Linked DNA regions of Homo sapiens: region 2 is linked to region 1. Evidence: read pairs that join two places in POLR2A ChIA-PET (ENCODE). Cell type or tissue: OCI-LY7. All regions are shown on one strand.

The links. ChIA-PET counts read pairs that join two places held together with the same protein. Peaks named below come from ENCODE experiments on the same cell type or tissue, not always from the same donor. Only the 100,000 strongest peaks of a DNase experiment are listed, where the experiment ranks them.
Region 2: POLR2A ChIA-PET joins it to region 1 with 10 read pairs; 3 of 35 experiments call an interaction of 5 or more read pairs at or near these places.

The regions. Positions count from the first base shown.
Region 1 is chr5:124,997,500-125,002,499 of GRCh38, forward strand. No RefSeq gene overlaps it. Among named protein-coding and RNA genes, the nearest start is that of ZNF608, 250 kb to the left of the region's middle. RefSeq lists a silencer at 1,104-1,304. In OCI-LY7, no CTCF peak of the experiment used is centred here; DNase peaks (open chromatin) are centred at 2,622 and 3,139; H3K4me3 peaks cover 1,633 bases; H3K27ac peaks cover 3,796 bases.
Region 2 is chr5:124,722,231-124,727,230 of GRCh38, forward strand. All of the region lies in intron 2 of ZNF608 (zinc finger protein 608), which reads right to left. Among named protein-coding and RNA genes, the nearest start is that of ZNF608, 22 kb to the right of the region's middle. In OCI-LY7, CTCF peaks have their summits at 2,909 and 3,109; a DNase peak (open chromatin) is centred at 2,891; H3K4me3 peaks cover 3,413 bases; H3K27ac peaks cover 3,694 bases.

The sequences.
Region 1 (5,000 bases):
TGCATGGCTTAATACAAGAAGGAAAATAATCAGAAAGAAATCATGCCACGTACCTTCACTGAAGCTTATGGTCTAGTTGTCTCTTTTTGCTCTGACTCTCAAGGGCTTAGCACCATTTCAACTGCATCGCTGCAAAGTTGATGAATTGTCATTGCCATATTTACCTTCCCTTTTCTTTGGCCTCCCTTCCTCCCTCCCTCCCTTCCTTCCTCCCTCCCTCCCTTTTTTCTTTTTTCTTTTGTATGTGTATTTGCTGTGTATGTATATGTATTTGTTGTATATGTATCTGTAGATGCTGTTTTGATTACATTCTGAAAATAGGTAGAAATTGGATAAATAGAAACATAGTAAGGAAAACACATTACATGTGGAAAATATTCAAACACATTCTTCAAGTAATGTCCAGATGGAATGCAGGCAGTGTGGTGAGGAAAGTGTAGGAGAATTGGGCTTTCTGTGGATAATGGGCACTTTCTGGGCCTTGGTTGTTTCATCTGTTTATTTTCTTTTTGACGAGATAATCTTTCAGCACCAACATTCTATCATTCAATAAAATGAGTAGCACTATGTGTCCCAAATAAGCAAACAAAACTTCATTTTCAGATTCTGTCTTTGAGTAGGTGAATTTTGAAAATTTTTCAGGTGCAGATTGTGGCTTAACTTACAGGTCCCCATAGTGGATGATCATCAAAATTGTAAAGTACAGATGTCCAGGTATCAACCCAAATGTGTTGAATGAAAACGTCTTGCAGTGGGGTCTGGAAATTTATGGTTTCGACAAAAATTTTAGTAAAAATTCTCCAGAGGATTATGATGAACTTCCAAAACTATGCTCCATCCAGCTAGATTCCTTTTGGTTTGGGGTTTTATTGTCATTGCAATAAGGAACAGTTCTCTTGGCAAACACTAAACTCTAAATTGGTGACACAGAGCTTCCATTTTCTTTCTTGTTTTCTTTTTTTGTAGTTTTAAGGAGCAGGGAGTCTAATAGGCAATAAAGAAGGGGGAAGAAAGATAGAAGAAGCTCCTCTGTACAGAGACAGAGGGAGGGCACTCCAAAGCCAAGAGACAGAACCCCCAGAGCTTCCATTTTCTATAACTGCATACTGAATACTGATCTCAGTTACTTGATAAAATTGTGTGACTTTTGTGATAAGCACAATTCTTACTTGATACACAACTGCTTAAGCAAACTTCTTCTTTTTTTTTTTTTTTTTTTGAGATAGGATCTTGCTCTGTCACCACCCAGGCTGGAGGGCAGTGGCACAGTCATATCTTACTGCAGTCTCGACTTCCTGGGCTCAAGTGATCTTCCCACCTCAGCTTCCCAAGTAGCTGGGACTACAGGTGCATGCCACTACACCTGGATAATTTTGTTTTTATTTTTATTTTTTGAGATGGAGTGTTGCTCTTGTTGCCCAAGCTGGAGTGCAATGGCATGATCTTAGCTCACCGGAACCGGCGCCTCTCCGGTTCAAGCAATTCTCCTGCCTCAGCCTCCCAAGTAGCTGGGATTACAGGTGCCTGCTACCACGCCTGGCTAATTTTTGTATTTTTACTAGAGGTGGGGTTTCACCTCGTTGGTCAGGCTGCTCTCAAACTCCTGACCTCAGGTGATCCACCCTCCTTGGCCTCCCAAAGTGCTGGGGTTACAAGCATGAGCCACTGCACCTGGCCTGTTTTTATTTTTCATAGAGACGAGGTCTCCTGGCTATGCTGCTCAGGCTGGTTTTGAACTCCTGGGCTCAAGTCGGGCTCCCACCTTGGCCTCCTAAAGTGCTAGGGTTGGAGGCCTGAGCCACTGCACCCAGCTCATAAGCATACATTTTATTTTTGTGTCTTATATACATTAATTCATTTAATTTATTTAATTAAATTGATTTTCTTTTTAAGATTTTTATTATTGTATATAAAACACTTATTTTCATATTCATCTCTGAACGTTATCAGGGTGTGCCACCCCAAAATATGCTACATTGGTATAAGAATTACTTTTGAGCCAAAGGCATTTGAGTTTCTGAAATAAATATCTCATCTATCTAAATGCAGAGCATACCAAAAGGAACTCAAAAGAATGAAATTGTCAGAAATCCCCTTAGTGGGAGCATCTCTAATCTTTTCTTCCCGGAGAGGAGAAGTCAGCACTACACCCAAACAGGACATTTTCACAAGACCATCATGATATCTCCCATCTAGTCACCTGTGGCTCCTTTGGCTTTCCAAAATGTCATTGCTTTTCTCTAAGTGCTCTTTCTCTCTTCCCTTTTAAGTAAGTTAGGTGTATAGACTTCAAATTCTAACTAACTTTTTGACACATATGAGAGGTGAACTTGTCAATACAATTCTGTTTTCGATTATTAATTTGTCATTTGTCAGTACAATTTGTAGGGCTCCAGGCAGAGACCCAAGAAGGGCAGAGGAAAAAAGGTTTTCTTCCTCTACCTCTCCCATGGAAAAATCTAGGAAACATATTTCCCTGCCCATTTAAAAAGCTTGATTCCATTTGCCATAGATTCCATAACTGAATGATATTCTTTCAATCGCCCTTTTATGTGTAACACAAAATAAAGCTCTTTGGTTTGCAAACGAGCACCTGTGTTACGGACTTAGTAAAAAAGAAAAAAAAGGCACAGACAGGTTAATTTTCTACACGCTTCATGAGAGATGATAAAAATAATCTTCTGGGGCTGGGCACAGTGGCTCACGCCTGTAATCCCAGCACTTTAGCAGGCCAAGGTGGGCATATCACCTGGGGTCAGCAGTTCTAGACCAGCCTGGCTAACATGGCGAGACCCCGTCTCTACTAAAAATAGAAAAATTAGCCAGGTATGGTTGTGGGCGCCTGTAATCCCAGCTACTTGGGAGGCTGAGGCAGGAGAATCCCTTGAACCCAGGAGGCAGAGGTTGCAGTGAGCCGAGATCGAGCCATTGCATTCCAGCCTGGGCAACAAGAGCGAAACCCTGTCTCAAGAAAAAAAAAAATCGTCTGGGAATATTTTTGCATTTCAACAAATTTGTTTCTTTGAAGTAGGAAATAATTTTGAAGAGTAAAAGGTGGGCTCTGTGTGTGTGTGTGTGTGTGTGTGTGTGTGTGTGTGTTGCAAAGCTATTTCCTATTCTTGCTGGTTGGAGCAGAAATTTCTCTGCTGGCCTCACCTTTAAAATATTCAGCTAAACGTCTGGGCCCGGTGGCTCATGCCTATAATCCAAGCATTTTGGGAGGCCAAGGCAGACAGATCATTTGAGCCCAGGAGTTGGGACCAGCCTGGCCAACATGGTGAAACCCTGTCTCTACAAAAAGAAAAAAGCAATAAACAAAACAAAACAAAACATAAAAAATTAACCAGGCATGCACCTCTAGTCCCAGCTATGGGGAGGCTAAGGTAGGAGACTCGCTTGAACCCGGAAGGTTGAGGCTGCAGTGAGCTGTGATCACACCACTGCACTCCAGCCCGGGCAACAAAGCAACACTGTATCTCAAAACAAACAAACAAACCCAAACACACACAAAAAGAAAAAAAAATAGCTAAAAAGAGTGCACTTCTCATATTTCCGCAGCTACATTCTACTCCAAGCCACTGTAATCTCTCATAAGATTGTGAGAGCCCCCCTAACTAATCTTCAATAAATCTTGGCCCCATTTCCCACAGCAGCCAGTGAAAAGCATAATCCCCTCTCCTCCCGTCTCCTCTGCTACCACCACTCTCAGGACCCAAACCTTCCACTTGCCTCCTGTAACACTTCGAAACACTAAGTCTTTATCATGGCCTTCAAGGGCTTCCATCTTTCTATCTCTGCCTGTTTCTGTTGCCCTGTCCCTTCTGACTGCAGGCTCACTCTGCCCCATCATGCTGGCCTCCTTGCTGGCCCTACATACGTGAATCTTCTACTGTCTCAGGCTTTGCACTTGCTCTTCTCTCTGCCTAGAAAGCTCTTTTTCCAGCAATTTGTACAACTCTGACCCTCACTTCCTTCATGTCTCTGCTCAAGTAGCTCCACATCAGTGTAATTTTTCCTAAACATCTTCTTTAAAACAGTACCTTTCCCTGTATTATCCCCATTCTATCTACCTTGTTTTGCTTTATTTTCCTCCATAGCACTAATACCATTTAATATATATTTATAATTTATTTATTTACTTATGTTCTATTTTTCCCCGTTAGGATATAAGACAAAAATATTTCTGTTTTATTAACCGTACTGTCTCCCCCACCTAGAACATGGACTGGTATAGTAAGTAAGAAACAGTATGTGTTGAATGAATGAATAATTAATCCTAAATACAATAATCAAGGGTGTTTATTCATTCATTTGTTGAATCAAAGAGAATCAAACAAATCTTGTTTCTGTCTCCAACAAATGCTGGAACCTCCAGGATTACTTGGTCCTTTATAGGATATGTGTCATTTTACAACGGTGTAAAGTTAAAAGTAATTTGTAGAAAACTGGTAGTAATGCAAATGATGTTTTTCTTCAACATGCAAATCAATTCTGTCTTGTGAAGATTCAACTTGTCTTCCCCATTGTCGAAGAAACCAGTTTTTTACACATTTGTGAATTTATTTCACTATTCTTCATCTATATATGTGTCTGTTCTGTGGATTTTCCTTTGAACTAGCAATCGCTTATCAGTTCTCTCAATGAGCTAAATACAATCTTTGACATGTGTTTATTTTATATTTGTATGAGAGTCATGATTTTATCTTTTTGGAAATTTGTTTTTTAACAAATTTGGAAATATACCTTATGCTTGAATGTGACCTATTTTGTCAAAGTGTATCTTTGGTGAAGTCATTTTAGAGCTAGGTGCTTGATGTTTTTGAGTTGGTTTGCTCATCTGTGATGACTAAGTGAACTAATATATTGGAAGTATAAAGGCATGTTGGTAAAGGAGACATAGAAGAAATAGATTGGAAGGCCAGGTTGAGTAAAAATGTGGGAGGATACTGGATGTTAAATTCTAAAAGCTGGGAGGAGATGTTGCCTTTGAAGAGGGTATG
Region 2 (5,000 bases), 280 kb before region 1:
AATACTTACAACTTCATGCTTTATACACTCCCAAAACGTTTCCCCCTGCCTCCATGGCAATTATCTACATTCTACTAAACCAAAATGGCTAACTAAGCAAAGCTATGGCTCATCTTTACTACTTAAGCAATTCATTTGTGCAGGGATGTTTCTGCCCTAAGATTCCGGGAAACATCAGTAAGTGTATTTACCGGCTGTAAATATTCCTAGGGCTGGAGCTGCAAATCATTAGTCCTTTTGCCTCCCATTTGACCAAGTACACTAATTAACCACCTGTAAAACACCTTAATGAAGTCATATTTAAAGCAATACTGTGATGATTTTTCTATAAATAAACCCTTAAAATACACACACACACACACACACACACACACACACACACACACACACGCAAGAAATTCTAATAACTATTCCTAACATCTCCCTTTTGAGAAAGGGCAGGGAGGTGGGGGTTGAGGGTTGGAGAAGATATCTTCAAATAAGCTATCTGAAGCTTTTGCTAAATGCATACAAAGGAGCCAACCTTTAGAGTTGGAGAATCAGAATAGGGGTTAGGAAGCCTGAGACTGAATATTTGTGGAAATGAAAACAATTAAGCACTCTTCGGATAATTCAGATGCACAGCTATGATTAAGAAATAATATTTATATTAAGAGTTCAATAATTCTGTATACTGGATCAAAAATTATTTAAGTAGAAATACGACCCCCAAACCCAAGAAGGTATGTATCATAACTTCCAGTTAAAGACCATAAAAATAGTTCAACTACCATAAAAGCAGTAGGAGACTTTAAAAAAAAAATTTTTTTTTTTTTTTTGAGACAAGGTCTTTCTGTGTTTCCCAGGCTGGAGTGCAGTGGCACGATCTTGGCTCACTGCAGCCTCCGCCTCCCCAGTTCAAGCAATTCTCGGTTCTCAGCCTCTCAAATAGGTGGGATTACAGGCACGCGACACCACTCCCAGCTACAAGGTTTCTCCATATTGGCCAGGCTGGTTTTGCATTCCTGGTCTCAGGTGATTCACCCGCCTCTGCCTCCCAAAGTACTGGGATTATAGGCGTGAGCCGCGCCCTGCCTTATAGTCAGATTTATAATTCATTGCCTTTTATGGCTAAGGGGTTTTGTATTGGTTTAGGGAGACATTTCTTACTCCAAGGTTAATAAATAAAAATGTTTGGCTGGGCACAGTGGCTCACCCCTGTAATCCCAGCACTTTGGGAGGCCAAGGTGGGTGGATCACCTGAGGCCAGGAGTTCAGGACCAGCCCAGCCAACATGGTGAAACCCCATCTCTACTAGAAGTACAAAAATTAACCAGTCATGGTGGTGGGCACCTGTAATTCCAGCCACTCGAGAGGCTGAGGCAGGAGAATCACTTGAACCCAGGAGGCAGAGGTTGCAATGACCAGAGATCGTGCCACTGCACTCCAGCCTGGGTGATGGAGTGAGACGCTGACTCCATCAATCAATGAATCTGACTATACAGTTTAAGATATTTGCACGGAGTAGGGGGAGGAACAGCATAAACAGAATCAAACGACAAATGAAGAGATGGGAAAAAATATTTGCAAAGCACATAAAAAAATTTGCAAAACACATGAAAAAATTATATATTTAATTATTATACACTGAAATACTTTAAAATAAGAAATGGCCAACAACTCACTAGATAATCAAAGGTTATAAATTATCAATATTTAGGAAAATAAATACAATGGCTTGTACCCATGAAAAATGCAAATTAAAATAATAGATTACTATCAGATTAGCACAGATTAAAGCCAGAAAATTATAACTCACAGTATTAAATTGTAGAAACTACAGGCAATTCATGTTCCACCATTGCTGGGAATGCAAACGGATGCAATCAAGTTGGGGGGCAATTAAATTTTGAAACACACATGTGCAAAGATGTTCAAAGGAACATTTTAAAGGTGCAGATCAGTTTCTTTAATATGCTGTGATTTGTATAAGGGGACAAAAATATAAATATATATTCTTGAACATACGGGGACTATTTCGAGGACATACAAAACTGTTCAAAATAATTGGCTCTAGGGAACAGTCTGGGGGGCATAAGGGGGAAGTAAAACCTACTTTTCATTATATAACATTTTAGTGTAGTTTGAACTTTTACCAATTTCTGACCTCTTTTTTTAATTTAAAAAAAATAGTCAAAAAGTAATAAATGCAACTAATTTCTCAGGGCTCTGGACCAGTCTCCTAAGTAGGAGACATGGTCAAACCCAGGGAGTATGCAAAGAGTGCAAAAAAAAAAAAAAAAAAAGACTGGCATTTCTATTTATATTATTACCTCATCATTTCCAATTTTTTGTTATTTGTAACTTTAGTAAACATCAGCTATATTAATTCAACAGCACGTGTGTGTGTGTGTGTGTGTGTGTGTACACAACCAGAGACACCTGGAATACGTTCTCTGGGGAAAGTAATACTCTTTCAATTAATGTCTTCAGAGAAAGGTACCATTTTGTCCACTCTCTGAAAAAGGACTCAGTATTTACGATCTTGCATGTGAAATCAGTTAATATAATTCACACGGGGTAACATCATCTCCCTCAACCACTGAGAAATGAGAATGAAATCAAAAGCCAGAGGTTAAGCTTAGGATCAGTTCCCACACACTGAGATACGTTTAGAACTTAAGTCACAGCCTGTCCCTCCTCTGCGCAAAGCCCCCCAGTCTCTCCCACCTTTCTGAGTCTTACTTGGTTCTGGAAGGCTCTCTGGAGCCTGGCCTCAAGCTCCATCTTAGATTTCATCTTCTGGAACTCTCCTCTCTCCCTCATCCAGCTTCAGTCACTCTGGTGTCTCCTCAAACACACCAAATACACTCTCCCTCTCCTCGACCCCCGGGGGGATTGTACACAGGTCCTGGGTCTAAAAAGTTCCCTCCACAAGGGGGCCAAATGGCTCCTAACTGTACTCAGGTCCCTACTCAAACATAAACAAATAAAATTCTTCTTTTCCACCATCTCTTTCTACCACCTTCTCCTGCTTGATTCTCCCTTATAGCACGTAACGCCAACCAAAATATATTTATTTGTCTGGAATAAATTTGAATATAAGCTTCATGATAGCAGAGACTTGGTTTCTTCACTACTGTACCTCCAGGACCCAGACTGTGCTAGGCATATAATAGACATTCAAAAAAATGTTTGCTGAGGAAATATTTTTACTAGGTATTTTTGCTGGGTAAACAAAGTAAGGAATGAATAAAGGAATGAACAAATGAAAGAACAGATTGAGACCTGCTTTTATACCTCCCCCATTCTAATTATTTTTGCTGTCAGAACACAAAATGGCCAAAGCTTCTAAACTGTAGGAGGAGGCAAGGAAATGAATATTTAACTGCTGTCTATGACATGTGTATTTTTTTTAATCCCTTAACACAGCAACAATACCCTGCACAGTGATAAAATGAAAACGCTCTAGTTTTTTCCTAGAAAAAACTGTACCACTCCTAAATCTGTACATATTCTCTGACTTTCTCCTGTTATAATGGAGGACTGTCCTAGCTCCAGAGACCCATGGATGCACCCTATTTCAGGACACTGTCTCCTCTCTCTCTCTAGTATGGACAGCTCTTCTCCACCCCTCTCTCATCATTCCCATCAGCATACAAACAGGCTGTGAGAGTTCTCCACTTTAAAAAATGACAGATATTCCCTGATCTCTTTGCCCCTTATAGAAAAGGGTGCTATATTCATAGTGTCCTGTTTTTTCTCACCTCCCACAAAAAATCCAAGCACTCTAATCAAACTTTTTATTTCCCCATCACTACCCTTTACCCCAGAAACGATTTGTGCTAATGTCACCAAAAATCAATTCTGAGTCTCATTTTAACCTGACTTCTTGGCAGCAATTGACACAGCTGATCACACCTTCCTTGCTAGAATTTCTTCCATTGCTTTCCAGAAACACCAGACTGGCTGGGTTTTCTTCCCCCTCAATGGACACGGCGCTGGCTCCTACTGCTCCATAGCCCACCTCTGGGCCCTAGTCTTTTCCATTGGAACTAACTCTAGAGGTGACCTCTTCCAGCCCAATAACTTTAAAGCCCACCTATTTGCCCATAGGTGTCTCCAGCCCTGGCCTTCCTGTGGAAGGACCATAATCACTTGGCAGCCACAGGATATATCAAAAATGAGTCACAACTCTTGATTCCATCCACCTCCAAAATCCAGGTATTTTCCTTAATTCTCATTCTTTCACAACTCCACATATATCCATATCCTCATTATCTCAGGACAACGTGACCATTTCTTGCCACTTCCCACCACTTCCATGCCTACCAAAGAAGCCTATCTTCTCTCACCAGGACCACTGAAAAAGTCTTGCAACTGATTTCCCTTGTCCTCTTCTTGCCTCTCTACAGTCAATTCTCTATACAACAGTCAACAGTAAGATTTGTTTAAAAAAAAAAAAAAAAAAAAAAGTCACTGCCTTGCTCAAAATTCTGAAATGGTTTCTCATCGCATTCAAGCTAAAATCCAAATTCCTTACCATGGCCTACAAGGCCCTGCATGACCTGGCCTCTGCCCAACTCCGAGTCCAATCTGGACATGGGCTGTGCGCCCAACACATATGTGTTACCTGAGTGGATTTAACAGCATGTGCAGTCGGTCAAGAAACAGACTAGGAAGCATCTCCAGACAAAAAAAAAGTGCAAACATCCAACCAACTGGGATTCCGGGCTTTGGATCCTCTCTCAATTCAGCATCAGTTGCTGTATCTGCTCTTTCTCTCCCATCTCAAGCTTGTACTTAACACAGGCCTCTACCCTGTAACAGAGCTTCAAAATCACAGTGAGATCCTACACTTCAACTTCATCCCTTTACCTATAGTTCCTAGCACCAAAGGTCTTACAGTGACAGCAACAGAGTTTTGCAACAAGTGGGCAAATCTCCTCCAGTAAATTTCTTCTCCACTGTGTTCTAAATGTGCCAGGATTTTCAATAGAAAATTTCACAACCCTGTGCTC